Regions from separate parts of the Mus musculus genome. Here region 1 is linked to region 2. A link is a loop called in an ENCODE intact Hi-C map of the cell type or tissue named here. Cell type or tissue: heart. All regions are shown on one strand.

Region 1 (8,000 bases), 120 kb after region 2:
TGGCTGACTCTTCAAACTGAATTGTATTATGAGATTCTCTTCTGAGTGCACAGTGGCACACATCTGTAAGTCATTTTTCATGTGTATAGAATACCTTCAGGATCTGGGAAGTGGAGGCAGGAAAACCAGCAATCCAAGGCCAGATCCTGTTACAGAGTAAGTTCTAAGCCAACCTAGTCTACACAAAACCTTATCTCCACAAAAAGCAAAAGATCAGTGCCAGATGCCTTTGATCTCAGTACTCAGGAGGCAGAGGCAAGCAGATCTGAGTTCAAGGCCAGGCTGGTCTCCAAAATGAATTCCAGGACACCCAGGAATAAAGACACCCTGTCTAGAAGAACAAAAACAGATAAACAAAAACAAAAACAAAACAGAATTTTTTGGCCTCTTTAAAAAACAAAAACAGGGGGCTGGAGAGATGGCTCAGTGGTTAAGAGCACTGACTGCTCTTCCAGAGGTCCTGAGTTCAATTTCCAGCAGCCATGTGGTGGCTTACAACCATCTGTAATGGGATCTGATGTCCTCTTCTGGTGTGCCTGAAGACAGCTACAGCGTACACATATAAATAAAATAAATAAATCTTAAAAACAAAAAACAAACAAACAAAAAAAAAAAACCCTGAAAGGGAAGAGTAGCCAGTTTTCTGTGAGTCAAACCAGTGTTTCACTTAGCCATCAATACTTACCTTTTTCTTCGGTCCATTCGTGTGCACATAGACTAACTTGTCTTTTGCATGTGAGATGCCAAGGGCTCTTCCAATCACGCTGTTGAGAAGGTTTTTAGGCTGCGGAAACTCTTTTAATAGGTCCCTAGAAGCTAAGAAAATAAGAATGAATAATTACAATTCTTTTTCTTTCGAAACTCCATAAGGTAGGTAGGTAGGTGTGTGTGTGTGTGTGTGTGTGTGTGTGTGTGTGTGTATCAATCTAAGTCACTCTGGGCTGAAGATGTTGGCTCGGGACCCCCAAGCACTCAATGGAGTTAGGAGTCCTGGGTTGGTTAGTCAATAAACTCTGTGAGTCTGATGTCTAAAAGAGGGTATTCAAAAAACAAACAAAACGCCAAGTGGTGGTTACGCACACCTTTTATTCCAGCACCCAGAAGACAGAGGCAGGCAGATGTCTGAGTTGAAGGCCAGCCTGATCTACAGAGTGAGTTCCAGAACAGCCAAGGCTATTCAGAGAAACCCTGTCTGAAAAACAGCAACAACAACAAATCCAAACAAACAAACAAAACCAAAGTATCTTCCACATCTATGCAGGAGAGCTCAAGGCCCCCTAAGCAGTGCAGAGTTAGAAGGACAGGCAGGCCCTGCAGAGCGGGGTGAGACCCAGATGCTCAAGATCATGCCTCCACTCGCAAGTAACCCCAGCCCTCTGCCGAAGTCCTCTCTAGAGCCCACAGAAAGGCTCCCAGCCAAGACAGAGCATGAGCCACCCCGCCTATCTCCCTGACATACCGGAAAGGGGCATCAGACACCAGGAGGCCATCCCTTCCCTTCCACTTATTCTCGACATTAACCTCTAAACAAAAATGTCTGCCATATCTCATCTAGCAGCAGCTCCTGCCAGACAAGGGCTTAGTTGGACCACAAAGAGGCAATATGGCCCAACTCAAAACAAAATGAAGTGCCCATTCACACAGAGTCAGAAATCTTTAGAGAGAAGGCTTCAGAAGTCTCCTCATTTGCCACTGTCATGTGTGGCATTACATTAAGCTTATATTACTCCACAGTGGAATTGATCTAGAGTACCATGTACTTGCTTCATCATAATTATTTGAGAAATTTTCACCTAGCAGTGGATAGAGTATTCTTCAAGGGGAACCTGAGAATGCCAGCCATGTTCAGATAGGATCTGTATTTAATTCTTATGTCTTTTTAAAAGTTCATTTATTGCTGAGCAGGTGTTAACTTTTAATCCCCTCACTTGGGAGACAAAGACATGTGAATCTCTGAGTTTCAGGCCAGCCAGGGCTATAGAGTGAGACCCTAATTAAAAAAAAAAAAATCATTAATATGTGTGTACACATGTACGTGAAGTCAGAGGTTAGCCCTGGCAGACCTATTCTCTCCCTCCACTGTGATAAGGGGTTGGAATTTGAGTTTATTATCTACCAGACTTGTATGCAAGCGCTTTTACCAGAGGACCCATTTCACCAGTGCTAAATTTTGAAAATATTCCTCCAAAACTCTGGAATAACCTGGTTATCTAATTTGGGATATTTATCTGGAACAGATTTCTGTCAACTAGCACAATAGGAGGGTCCTGCCTGGACCACTCTCCTAAATGCTGTGTTATGAATCATGTAAGAACCAAGTAGTTATAAACAGTTCCTAAGCAGACTCAAGGAGAGTTGAACCCATCTTGCAGCCCTATGCTAAGTAGATATGCACAGACACCACACCCCCAGATCTTCAAGATGGGTAAAGAAAGGCCAGCGAGCTCACTCCACCTATCTTAATGGCCATGATGTACTAATCATGATGTCAGAGCTAACCCTCAATGCCACTCAACCTGGCAGAAGTAGGATATTTAAGTGATTCTTCCCCCCACCCCCCGCCTCGCCCCCATCCATCTACATGCAGGTGTGCTGGGTTCTAGGTGGACCTAAGACACACCAGGCTTTCTAACAGCAAGGCAGAGACTCACAGATGTAAAAAGTTTAAACTACTTTCCAGAATAAAGCCTTGACCGGGCGCTGTCCCGCACCCCTTGCTTGTCTTCCCTAGTCAAGGACATCGGAGCCAAATCTCAGCTTCACTATCCTCACCGTTCACCATGCTTCCGTCACCCTCCCCAGGCTCGCTAGGGGCCACCTCTGATTCGACCTCGGCAGCTTCCTGAGTGCCATCAGAGCGGACAAAGCTTGATGAGAAGCCGCGCGAACATCCTTGTCGCCCGGAAGCGACAAGGGGATCCGGCGGCCGGAGGCGCGGAGAGACGCCGGCAGCCAGCGCCATGAGCCGCCTGGCAGCCGCCATCGCGATCCCACCAGTCCCTGCGGCCCCAGACCGCGACAGTACCTTCGAGGGCTCAGCAACTGGCAGCATTACCGTACGCCCTCTGCTGGCCGGGGGGACTCGGTGCCGACCTGAGAGCATGAAAGCTAGGCTACAGCTAGGATGCATACCACAGCCTAAGCCTCCTCACCTGGAAATCCAAACCACAGACTAGGCATCTGGATCTCAACCAGGAAAGGGAATAGGATGATTTTAGAAAATAGCGCTAGGTATTTGCTCAACGTCCATTCAAAAAACCGAGCCAAGTTCCCTCCAGGTCCTACACATGGTAAATTCCTTACAAACTGCTTTGTAATGCCTGACTTGGTTGTTGATACAGTGCTAAGCAGGGCACCCATCTCCTATAGGTAACCCTGGTGAAGACTCTAGAATAGATAGAGAAGACCTCTTAAATATAAACTGATTTTAATCCCTGGACTGGAGTCAAGGGAGAAAGCACTGTGCCAAGAAACTGAGCCGACTCCACAGTTAAGAGTGGAGACCTGCTCTTCCTCACTTGGGTGAAGGCTGCAATTTTACTTCCAAACTACTGTGCCTGGATTTTATTCTTCTTCTGTCTCTTAAGGCTTCTGAGGACTTGGGAGGGCTGGGAATGAAATTAGATCTGAAAGCAGTGACTATGTTGAGGGTGGACATCAATGTCTCTGGACCTTGGGAGAAAGCTTTGCTGGGTGGTTGGCAGTTTAAGTTGTCTAAATTGGGAAGAAGAAATGTGTTTCATTCTAGCCATGACTTGAATAATCCCCTAGAGAGCTCATTAAAACACATCACTGCTCGGCATGGTGTTTGTACATTTAATCCCAGCACTTGGGAGGCAGAGGCAGGCGGATTTCTGCGTTCGAGGCCAGCCTGGTCTACAGAGTGAGTTCCAGGACAGCCAGGACTACACAGAGAAACCCTGTCTGGAGAAACCTAAATTAATTAATTAATTAATGAAAAAAAAACCATGTTACTAAGCTGGTTGCGGTGGTGCAAACCTTTAGTCCCAGCCTTTGGGAGGCAGAGGGAGGTAGATCTCTGTACATGTGAGGACTGCCAAGGACAGAAAAACTGTGTCTTGGAAAACCAAATGTGTGGTGAGACCTGCCTGTAACTCAGCACTCAGATGCAGCAGCAGGACTGACTGCTTCATGTTCAAGTCTAGCCTGGTCTCCACGGAAGTTCTAGGCTAACGTGGGTTATATACTGCATCAAAAAATAAAACAAACAAACAAAACACCACAAAAACCAGGTCTGGGGATGGAGTTTAGATTAATCATGTTCACAAGATTTGAGCATCAGTACTGTATAGTGGGAGCACGTCTCTGAATCCCACATTGGGAAATGGAGGAAGGAGGACTGGGAGTTCTAAGTCATCTCTGGTAATAGAAAATAAAAAGTTGAGGCCAACATGCGCCTCTGACTTTTTTTTGCTTCTTTGTTTTTGAGACAGGTATAGCCCTGGCTGTCCTAGAACTCACTCTGTAGACCATGCTGGCCTTAGGCCCACCTGCCTAAGGCCACCCAAGTCCACCTGCCTCTACCACCCAAGTCCTGGGATTAAAGACATACACAACCACCACCTGCCTACATGAGCCACCATGCACATGGTGGACAGACAAATATGAAGGCAAAACATCCACACAAATAAGCCAGACAGTGGCCAAATACCTCCAACCTCCAGGTCAGCCTGATATATTGAGCGAGTTCTAGGACAGCCAGGACTGCACAGAGAAACCTTGTCTTAAAAACAAAAAACACGCCGGGCGTGGTGGTGCACGCCTTTAATCCCAGCACTCGGGAGGCAGAGGCAGGCGGATTTCTGAGTTCGAGGCCAGCCTGGTCTACAAAGTGAGTTCCAGGACAGCCAGGGCTATACAGAGAAACCCTGCCTCGAAAAAACAAAACAAAACAAAACAAAACAAAAAAAAACAAAAAACACATGATTCCCCAAGGGCTTTGCATATGGCAGTGTGGCTCATTACTTTGTCAGACAGAAGTCTAACCAGTTTCAAAAATGGTCCTCAAAGACTATAAATAGCCCAATTTTCATCCCAAGGATGAAGTCATTTACCAAGTCAGGGTGGGCACAACAGTGGCGGAGGATAAGTGAGAACTGTGTTGTTTCAGAGCTGAAGGAAACAAGTCTAGAGAAAAGACCCTCACCTAGAAAGCAGCTGTGCCCGTCAAGACTCCTCAGTAACACAATCTGCTCTGCTGGGTCAGCCACAATGGTGTGTGTGTGGCTGTTTTGCCTGCATATTTGTGCAGAGGCAGGTGGATGAATTCAAGGCACAAGTGTGTTCATGCATGATTCTTGGCCTTGCTTCCAAAGAAAGCAAGTGTAAAAGTATACACAGAGCAAAAGTTGTTATGAACTGTTAAGTGTCTAAACTTCATGACAGGAGCATGGGCATCTGCTATGCCATTCTCTCTATTCTTTTTTTTTCATTCTCTCTATTTTTAAAAAACATATTTTAAACAGATGCCTGAAATTTTATGTTAAAAACAAAACAAAACAAAGAAACAAAGGGGCTAGGGGTGGTGGTGCACGCCTTTTATTCCAGCACTTGGGAGGCAGAGGCAGGAGGATTTCTGAGTTCGAGGCCAGCCTGGTCTACAAAATGAGTTCCAGGACAGCCAGGGCTACACAGAGAAACCCTGTCTCGGAAAAACAAAAACAACAAACAAACAAACAAACAAACAAACAAAGGGGCTGGAGAGTGGCTGAGTGGTTAAGAGCAGTGGCTGCCCTTTCAGAGGACCCAGATTCAATTCCCAACACGCACATGGTGGCTCACACCTGTTTGTAACTCCGGTTCCAGGGGATCTAACATCCTCACACAGACATATGCAGGTAAAACACCAATGCACACAAAATAAAAATAAATCACTAAGAAAAAGAAAAGAGAGGGGAGGCCCTTAGTTCTGTGAAGGCTCAATGTCCCAGTGTAGATAATGCTAGGATGGTGAGGCAGAAGTGGATGGGTGGGTGGGGGAGCACCATCACCATCACAGAAGCAGGGTAAGGGAGGATGGGATGGGGGTCTGCAGAGAGGACACTGAGAAAGGGGATAACATTTGAGATGTAAACAAATAAAAAAATCCAATTAAAAATCCAAAAATAAATAAATAATAATAAAAGTAGTTATGAGAATAAACTGGAATAAAATATTAATATTTAAAAAACAAAAAGAAAAGAAAACCAGTACTTAATAGCCTGAGGCAAGAAGATTTGAGAGTACAAGGTCAGCCTAGGATTCAAAATAAGACCCTGTCTCTGAAACTAAGAAAAAGCTGTGGCTATCAGTCAGTGACAGAGTGACTGACCTGCATAAGACCATGGGTTTAGCTCCCACAATCCACAGAGACATGCCAGGAAGAGAACCGACTCAACAAAGCTGCCGTTTGACCTGTACCAGACACACACTATACACACATTTAAACACAGCAACAACAAATACAACCTAAAAAGAAAGCTCATGCCAGGCAGGGATGGTGCAGGCTTTTAATCCCAGCACTTGGGAGGCAGAGGCAGGTGGATCTCCAAATTTAAGGCCAGCCTGGTCTATAGATTGAGTTCTGGGATAGACAAGGCTACACAGAGAAACCCTGCCCCAGACAAAACAAAACTGGATATCAAGAATGTGGAAAAATAATAAAAACCAGTTATAAAGAGTTCTAAGGGCTGGCACTGGCTTGAGCAGATTGTTCACTCCATAAATACCAGCAACTCCTGTGGAGTCAGGGAAGCTCTTCACATAAGGCTTTGGAAGGCTTCTGTTTCTATGATCTCCTCCCAAGTGTTCAGAGTAGGCATTGGCAAGCCATTGACTGCACACCAAATCCAGGCCACTGCTGTTACTATAAGGTCTCTGTTGGTATTTGAAACATAGTATCCTTTACTCAAGCCTTGCCTTGCACTTGCTAGTGCTAGTTAGCCAAGGATGACTTTAAACTACTGACCCTGTTGAGTGCAAGGAGTTCAGGATGTGCCAGCACACCTGAATTATTCAGCACTGGGGGCTGAATTCAAACTAAACCTGAAGTGTATCTTAGCCCCATTAGGAAGTCTGAGTGGAGCACAGCTATGCTAATTTGCTTATGGAATATCAATTGCTACCTTTCTGCTATCATGGCAGAGTTAATTGCAACAGAAAAACATGACAGCAAAACCTGGGCATGGTGGCTCATGAATTTAACCCCAGCCCTCAGGAGGAAGAAGGCATATCTCTGAGTTCCAGAATATCCTGGTCTTCGTACAGGGTCTATGTACAGAGTTCAGGCCAAGCAAAGCTACAGAGTGAGACCTTATCTCAAAAAAACAAAAAACATACACCTCTCTCTCTCTCTGTGTGTGTGTGTGTGTGTGTGTGTGTGTGTATGTATGTATATGTGTGTGTGTATATATGTTTATTAACTTAGAAATATTTCTTTTTATTTAATTTATACTTTTATTAAATTTTAGTGTGTATGCATGTTCATGGTTCTCCTTCCACCATGAGTGCCAGGGATTGAACTCAGGTCATCAGGATGGCATGGCAGTAAGTATCACTGCAGAGCCAACTCACCAGCTCTCAGAGATATTTCTGTCCACTTTTGGATCAGAGAGAACACAGCCACTAAACAGAGTCAAGGTGTAGAGGACCTGAGTCTGCAGGGAATGTTTAGGAGCTTAAGCTTCGCTTATATTTTGATTCATGGTAACGACAGCTAATTATGTAGCCCAGGCTGCCCCAAACTTGTAGCAATCCTGTTTTGCCTCAGGCTCTCAAGTGCTGGCTTATTACAGGTATAAGCCAACATGTTTAGGAAGTGAAACTTTAAAGCACCAAAAAACAATGGAAGAAAACCCAAGACAACTGAGGCCCTGTGTAGACAACAGGACCTTTGAAGGAAATGGGGATCTATTAACACCTAAAACACTGGAGCTCTCAGCCAGCATGTGGCAACTTACTCAACTTATCATATTCAAAATGATAAGACATGGTCAAGCTGA
Region 2 (8,000 bases):
TTCAAATCCCAGCAACCACATGATGGCTCTCAACCAACTGTAATAGGATCCGAAGTAATAGGATCCACTCATAGGCTCTCTTCAACTCTTTTGCATGACCCCACAATGGTTTTGGGCCATCAATTGCAACTGAAGCTGCACCTACACCAATAGCCTTTCATGACTTCTCACAGTGCTGGGCCTCAGCTGCTCTTCATGACCCCTTCATGTCTCATAACCAGTACCACCTGGGTGACTCTTATACATTACCAAGTCCAGCTGCAGCATGAAGTACATCCTTGGCTATCTCTGGAAAACAGCTCTCAAAAAACACTTCCCAGAAGATTTCACCTCTGTGATGCTGGTCTCTTCTTAATTAACACTAATTTCTTAGTTCCAGCTAACCAGCATCAATAGTCCCAGTAACACAAAGATTTGCTTTAGTAGTTCTGGTATCTTGTTAATCACAGCCGATTCTTCAGCCCCAGCTAACCAAAACCACAGAATCTTCACAATCAAAACATCACGACCCTGATAAGAGTCTTTCCTCTGAAATTTTACAAGGCTGGCCTCCATCATTTGCACTGTTCTCAACATTATCTTCCAAGCTCCTACAGAATATCCGCTTCAATGGCTCTTCTAGCCCAAAGTCCTTCCACAGTCCTCCCCAAAACATTATCAGGTTGTCACAGGAATACACCACTATGCTGGTACAAATTTACTGGTCTTGTGTGTCAACTTGACACAGGCTGGAGTTATCACAGAGAAAGGAGCTTCAGTTGAAGAAATGCCTCCATGAGATCCAGCTGTAAGGCATTTCCTCAACTGAAGCTCCTTTCTCTGTGATAACTCCAACTTGTGTCAAGTTGACACACAAAGCCAGCCAGTACAATTTCCAGTGCCCCTTTATGGCCTCTGCATGTGATGCATAAACATCCATGCATGCAAAATAATGATAGTAATAATAAAATAATGTAAAAGTAAGAATCAATATATCTAAATATTTAAAAAAGATTGTATTATGTGTGTGAAGGTTTTGTCTGTGTGGGTGTATGGGTATGCTACATGCATACCTGTTGAGTCTACTGGAACTGGGTTTGTGACTATTTATGGGACACTTTATACAGGTGCTGATTACTGAAACTGAGTTCTCTGCAAGAGCAACAAGTGCTCTTAACCTCTGAGCCATTTCTGTAGCCCCGCCAACACAGTTCTTTTTAAATGTATATTGAGTGTTTTGCCTGCCAGTATATGTGTGCTGTGTGCATGCCTGGTGCCTGTAGAGGCCCGAAGAGGGTGCTAGATCCCCCGAACTGCTGTATAGTAAGGATGGTTCTAAGCTCCTATGTGGGAACTTTGAACCGAACCTAGATCTTTTGCAAAAGCACCAGGTGTTCTTAAACACTTAGTCATCACTCAGTCCCAAGAACCAGTATGTTTTAAGAAAAAGATTTATAGCCAATCAGTGTTGGTGCATTGATTTAATCCCAGCACTCAGGTGGCAGAAGCAGGTGGATCTCTACATTCAAGGCCAACATGATTTACAGAGCTAGTTCCAGGACTGCCCAGAAACCCTATATTAAATAACAACAACAAAACAAAGAAGAGAAATGAAAAGGATTTATTTTATCTTATTTTCATTTATGTTTATGTATTTGTATGAGTTATGCTATGTTTGGAGACCATAAGGTGCCTGGAGTTATTAGAAGCAGTTGTAAGCTGCCCTACATGGGTTCTGAGAACTGAATTTGGATTCTGTGCTATAGCAATAAGTGAATTTAGACAGTGGGTCATCTCTAACCACAAGTAAGTTACTTGGAATAGTTTTTAGGCATTATGGAAGAAGAGCTCTAAAGACTTATTGTTACTTTGGGTCTTAAGGTGTAGCCTATGCTGTTCTGGAGCTTTGGCTCTCCTGGTTCAGCTTTCTCTGTGTTGGGATTGTAAGCATGTTCCTCAAGGCCGATTTATTAACCCTCATCATTTGTGTTTGATTTTACTTTTTTTTTGGGTGCTCAAAGTCGAGGTATACACCTTGAGTTTGTGTTTTGTTTTTGGAGCAGGCTTGGTTAGGTTCTCACTTGTTTGATTGTAGGCTCGGGCCAATCAAGGGAAGTTTAAAGCATTGTCCTCATATCTAGATATAGAGGGGGCAGCTGAATGAGCTATGCGTGTAATAGAACAGTAGTTGACTTTATTTCCTTTAATTCTTAAATGACCACCCTGTCTTTAACTAAAAAGTGAGCGGTAAACCATGCATTGTCATCCACACCTATGAGATCCTAGCTTGATAAAGAAATTAAGGTGGTTACATAGGCTTTTCAAGGATAACCTGGGCTACAAGAAACCTCATCTCAAAACATAAAATGAGATTAGTTGATGAAAAGGAAAGTTGCTTTTTTCCCTATGTACAATTTTTTTTAAATAAACATGATGGCACCAGCGCCCCCTAAGAATCCTTTTCTGTTAAAGCGAGGAATGCATTTCTTTTTTTTCTTTTTTGTTTGTTTGTTTGTTTGTTTTTCGAGACAGGGTTTCTCTGTGTGGCCCTGGCTGTCCTGGAACTCACTCTGTAGACCAGGCTGGCTTCGAACTCAGAAATCCGCCTGCCTCTGCCTCCCGAGTGCTGGGATTAAAGGCGTGCGCCATCATGTCCGGCCTGAGGGATGCATTTCATGAGTGGGTGCAGTGGCTTGCTTGTTGTCTACTGCGTTTGAAATTGTTTCCAGATGTATTGCTCTTCCCTGATTACTCCTAAACTGCCCAATGCCTAGGAGTTTATTATCAGTACTCTGTGCCTCGCCCTTGCATGCCTTTCAAATAGCAGTAACAGATTCTGTGGCTGTCTTATGCTAGTGAGTACCTTACTCATTGTTGGCTTCCACAAGCAGTTAGCAAGTTTGTGGGCAGTTCGCTTAAGACTTTATTCTGTGTCCCATTTGTAAGATAGAAATTAAGACTAAGTTCTTTGAGGCTAGCATTTTTGTAGAATAAAAAGTTAGGTGGTGGTACATGCCTTTTATCCCAGCATTTGGAAGGCAGGTGGATCCAACCTAGCCTGGTCTACATAAAAAATATAAGGAAATTAGTCTAGGATAGCGCTCCTCAAGGATGAGCCTTGGTCCAGCGTTTTCAGGTCATGTGCAGAGTACAGAGGATAGGTTAGAGGATGTCAGTCAGTCTGGACAGACTAGTGGACAGACTGCATGTGACTTGGCCTTAATGAAATAGTGCAGTCTGCCAAATTTGCCACAAGAGGGTGATGTTGGCAAGAGTCTGGCTGCGCTGAGCCTGTGCTCAGTCTTTCTGCTTGGCCTGAAGCTTTCTCCTGGCTCACAGCACAGCTGCCACTCGGCTCCTTAACCCTTTCCTTTTTGTTTTTTGTTTTGCTTTTTTTTGAGGCAGGGCTTCTCTGTGTAGCCCTGGCTGTCCTCAATTATAGCTATTTTCTTTTTTCTCTCTTTGTGTGGGTTTTTCTCTTGTCTTCTAACAATATCTTTTCTGACTCAGCTCAGCTTCTCCTGGCTCAACTGTCACCTTCTCAATTATCACCTTTCACTGTTTTTGACTTTACTCTTCTGCCACCTGAACTGTACTTACTCTGCCCTACTCTTCTCTGACCCTAGTCCAATCCTCCTCTAATGCTCTACCGCGCTCTGTCTCTGCTGACTTGGCTCTGCTCTGCTCTGCTCTTCTCTTCTCTTCTCTTCTCTTCTCTTCTCTTCTCTTCTCTTCTCTTCTTTCTTTCTTTCTTTTTTTTTAATTTAAGTTTTTAAATTTATGTATGTGAGTATATTATCGCTGTCGTCAGACACACCAGGAGAGAGCATCAGATCCCATTACAGATGGTTGTGAGACACTATGTGGTTGCTGGGAATTGAGCTCAGGACCCCTGGAAGAACAGTCATGCTCTAGCCCTTCTGTTGCCTTTTTATATCCATTTCTTTTCTTTCTTTCTGTTTTTGTTTTGTTTTGTTTTGTTTTGTTTTTCGAGACAGGGTTTCTCTGTATAGCCCTGACTGTCCTGGAACTCACTCAGTAGACCAGGTTGGCCTCGAACTTAGAAATCCGCCTGTCCCCGCTTCCCGAGTGCTGGGATTAAAGGCGTGCGCCACCACGTCTGGCTAACTTGAGTATTTCTTGAACCATTTATAATCCTGGACTGTCTTATCTTCTAGCATCTTATTTTCTGGAGTTCCTTGTCAAAGTCTCTTAATCTCTCTTCCCTCAGTTCTGTGAACCTTTGGCTTACTTATAGTTCTGACTTGGGCATGCAGGATGTGGTATTCAGCAGTCTGTCTTAAAATTCTTCACATAGGCCTATTGTTGCTCTGCATTGTAGATGGCCTCTGTATTGCTGTAGACCAAAGTCCTGCTCATAGACCTTTCAGTGGTTAAGGATCGAAGATCTCTTGACCAGGATTTTTTGGCTCGAAGGCAAAGGCAGTGACTGGTCAGGTTATCTTCTCAGAAGATCTCCCGATCAACTCTTAGCTTTGTTTGATGTTATCACAGCTTTTTGTTTCCTATAGAAAGATAAACAAATCCATGTCCCCAATGCAAGATATTCTTGGATTCCGTTCTGATGTTAATACATCCTTATAGTATATAGACTGAGTTAATTCCACAATTTTTTAAAAATAACCCTGTGTCTCTCAGCTGCTGTTGTTCCTTTCTCATTAACATTAGGAAATTTAAACAGAGTACTATTTAGTCTATCCTAGAGGGTCTTTATTCTTTCTTTTTGTTTTATAAGCATTTCTTTTAAAATACAATTAGATCTTTCTATAATTGCCTGTCCTATATGATTGTTTGGTATACCTGTAACATTATATTATAATTTGCAAAGAATTGCTTCATCTTTCTGGATATATATGTAGGGATATTGTACAGGAATTCCTATATTAGTGATTACTTCCAGTAAATGTATAATTACAGAATCAGCTTTTTTTTTAAGATTTATTTATTCTATGTACTTAAGTACATTGTGGCTCTCCTTGGACACACCAGAGGAGGGCATAGGATTCTATTACAGATGGTTGTAAGCTAGCTACCATGTGGTTGCTGGAAATTGAACTTGGGACCTCTGGAAGAAGAGCCAGGGCCCTTAACCCCTGAGCCATCTCTCTAGCCCCAGAATCAGCTTTTTCAAAACTCATAGCCGCTGGGTGATGGTGGCGCACGCCTTTAATCCCAGCACTTGGGAGGCAGAGGCAGGCGGATTTCTGAGTTCGAGGCCTGGTCTACAAAGTGAGTTCCAGGACAGCCAGGGCTATACAGAGAAACCCTGTCTTGAAAAACAAAACAAAACAAAACAAAACAAAAAACAAACAACAACAACAAAAAAAACTCATAGCCATTGCACATTGAAACCCTGAGTATAATCAGTGGTATGGTGTACAAACTTTAGTTTCCTAAATTCTGAAAAATGAAACATACCCATTGTGGGTGCTGAGCCCCTGGATGTGGCCTAGTGGATGGTAAGCAAAGCCTCTAAGCTCCTCTGTAGTACTAGTGACCATGTACACTGGCATACTGTGCACACAAAATAGAGGATCCTAGCAAACTACTGGAGCCTCAGGATGGCCCAAAACAGTGCAGTGGGTGCTTCAACCCTCCATCTATATGGAAGTCCACGTGGGTGCTGGCAGCCTGGCACCTCCCCATAATGCCTGTGAGATGGTTGACTATTCTAGAGCTTGTGTCAATTCTCTATTGGCCCAAAGGCCATATAAACACTCTTGCTGCTGTGTAGCACAGTAGATCTGCACCTTAGTGCTGGTCTCTGGAGTCTTGTTTCCTGGGTTTGAGACTCCACCTCTCTCACCCCCTCCTGAATCCCAGTTTCCATAATCCCCTTGCCAGATTTCATTTCTTTTGTTGCCTTTAGGAGTTACTTCCAGTAGGTAATGGAGTTTGATTATTGTTATAGAATATTTGATCACATTGTGAACCCCAGGATTGAGAACTGGAAAAACCTTGTGTGGCTCAACCCTAGCACACACCTACCTACCTTCCTTCCCCCCCCCCCAATTCTTTCTCCTCCCCTTCCCCTCCCCCTCCTCCTTCTCTCCCTCCCTTCCTTCCTTCCTTCCTTCCTTCCTTCCTTCCTTCCTTCCGGCACACATCTTTAACACAAGAGCTAAACAAAGTCAACCCTAGGTTAAGATGAGGAACAAGCAATCAGTTGACAGGGAGTAAACAGAAAAGTAAACAGAAAGGAAAGAGATTAAGTTAGGAAGTATTTAAGGAAGTTGTAGAGGAGAATGGACTTTTTCCTTCTGGGATTTTTTAAAGACAAAAATGGGAGGGGGTATAGGAATAATAGGGAAGAAAGGTAGATAATTGAATCTACTTTTACAGATATTGATACAAAATTAAGGTTGTATTTGGTTGCATTGGTATAGATCTTTGTATATGATACAAAATTAAGGTTATATTTTAGTTACAACATACTATGTATCAACTCCTTTTAAGATATTGCACCTTTGTGATTCTTAAAAATGCAACGTAAAGTTCTTGTCCTTTTGAAAGCTACCAGTACAAGTTGTTTAGGATAATTAAGAAATGCAAGTCAATCAAACTTGTAGTTTTGTTAGGTATTAGTTTATGGATCATGGATGTTTTCAAAGTTAATCAGAGAGTACACTAGAGACAAGCAACGTTTCCCTATTCAAATACACTGAGATAGATGGCATTTAAAGATGTTTTATTAGCTTAAGACTTTTTTGACAATGAGACATGTCACATTCTGGCAGTACCCCCATACAATTTCAAAGAAGATAATGAACATTGAAGAACATCCTTGTGGAGTTTGCTTCAAATGTGGCAAGCTGCCACCAGGCAAGAAACTGGCCTTGCTTCAAACTGCTGACTGTATGCTGTCCAAGCTGTGGAAAAAAAGCAGGACACAAAGAAAGTGAAGTGCCAAATGTGCCAGGACAGCGTAGAGAAGTCCTTCATGATTCCTGTTTCACAGAAAAATCTGTGAGATATTCTGGACCAGTAGGCCAAAGAAATGGATGTTCCAAAGTTGCAGAGGAATTTTGGGTGATTGTAAGGGAGCTAGCAGTATTTGTCCTTTCTGTAGTTATGAAAGCTGCTTACTTAGCATTTCTTGCTTATTCAGGTAATATTTAGCCTTTTCATGTCTCTGATAGGGTTGGAGACTATCGTTATAGTCTCATAGTTAAGCTTGAGTTCTTTAGGAATTAAGAAAATATTTTAAGATCTAAAAAGATGTTTTTATGTTGATAAATGCAAGTTATGATAGAAAATGATTTAGGTACAGAACTTTTGATTTACCAAGATAGGATATATAGTAGAGTACTTTCTCCAAGGTTGCCAAATACAAATGGACTGGGTATTATGAATGTAATTCTTACCAGAGTATATAGCTTACCAATGTTAGAGAGTCTTTTATTTAGACAAAAAGGGGGAAATGTTGCAAGATATTTGAACACATTTTGAACCTCAAGATTGTAAACTGGAAAAACCTTGTTGTGGTGTAGCTTAGCCCTAGCATACACCTGTAACCCAAGAGCATTCTGGTATTTGTAAACAAGCATTTGTGGTGTGGCTCAGCCCTAGCATACACCTTTAATTTGAAAGCTAAACAAAGTCAATGCTAGGTCAGGAGGCAGAGCATGCTTGCCAACTGACAGTGGATGACAGTGAAGTAAACAGAAAGGAAGACCTTTCTTTGATGTGAAGGGTATTTAAGACAGCATGGAGAAGGAGAAGGGCCTTTTCCTTCTGGGATGTCTGTGGAGTAGGAAGGTCAGCTGGGTGAGTTCCTTGCTTCTCAAAGCTAGCAGGTTTTCACCACAGCATTTGGCTCCTGAATCTTCATTGGTATAATTGAATGGCTGGGATTTTTGTTTTAAAAACCACAGGTTATACAAAGAACAAGTAGGACATTTTCTTATATATTTCTTGGCTTGTTTCCAGGTGATCGGTATATTTTTAAAAAACCTTTACAGTTAACATGGTGTTTTTCATGAAATATTGAGGCTTCTAAT

Evidence for each region. Peaks named below come from ENCODE experiments on the same cell type or tissue, not always from the same donor. Only the 100,000 strongest peaks of a DNase experiment are listed, where the experiment ranks them.
Region 1: it touches region 2 in a loop (8-fold over the local background); 2 of 42 quality-filtered maps call a loop at or near these places.

Annotation. Positions count from the first base shown.
Region 1 is chr9:110,098,044-110,106,043 of GRCm38, forward strand. It overlaps Dhx30 (DEAH (Asp-Glu-Ala-His) box polypeptide 30), which reads right to left. Exons shown (of 23, transcript NM_001252682.1): 6 at 686-816. Among named protein-coding and RNA genes, the nearest start is that of Dhx30, 16 kb to the right of the region's middle. In heart, a CTCF peak has its summit at 3,072 (motif pointing left); a DNase peak (open chromatin) is centred at 3,018; H3K4me3 peaks cover 1,315 bases; H3K27ac peaks cover 732 bases.
Region 2 is chr9:109,982,400-109,990,399 of GRCm38, forward strand. All of the region lies in intron 2 of Map4 (microtubule-associated protein 4), which reads left to right. Among named protein-coding and RNA genes, the nearest start is that of Map4, 55 kb to the left of the region's middle. In heart, a CTCF peak has its summit at 3,230 (motif pointing right); a DNase peak (open chromatin) is centred at 3,212.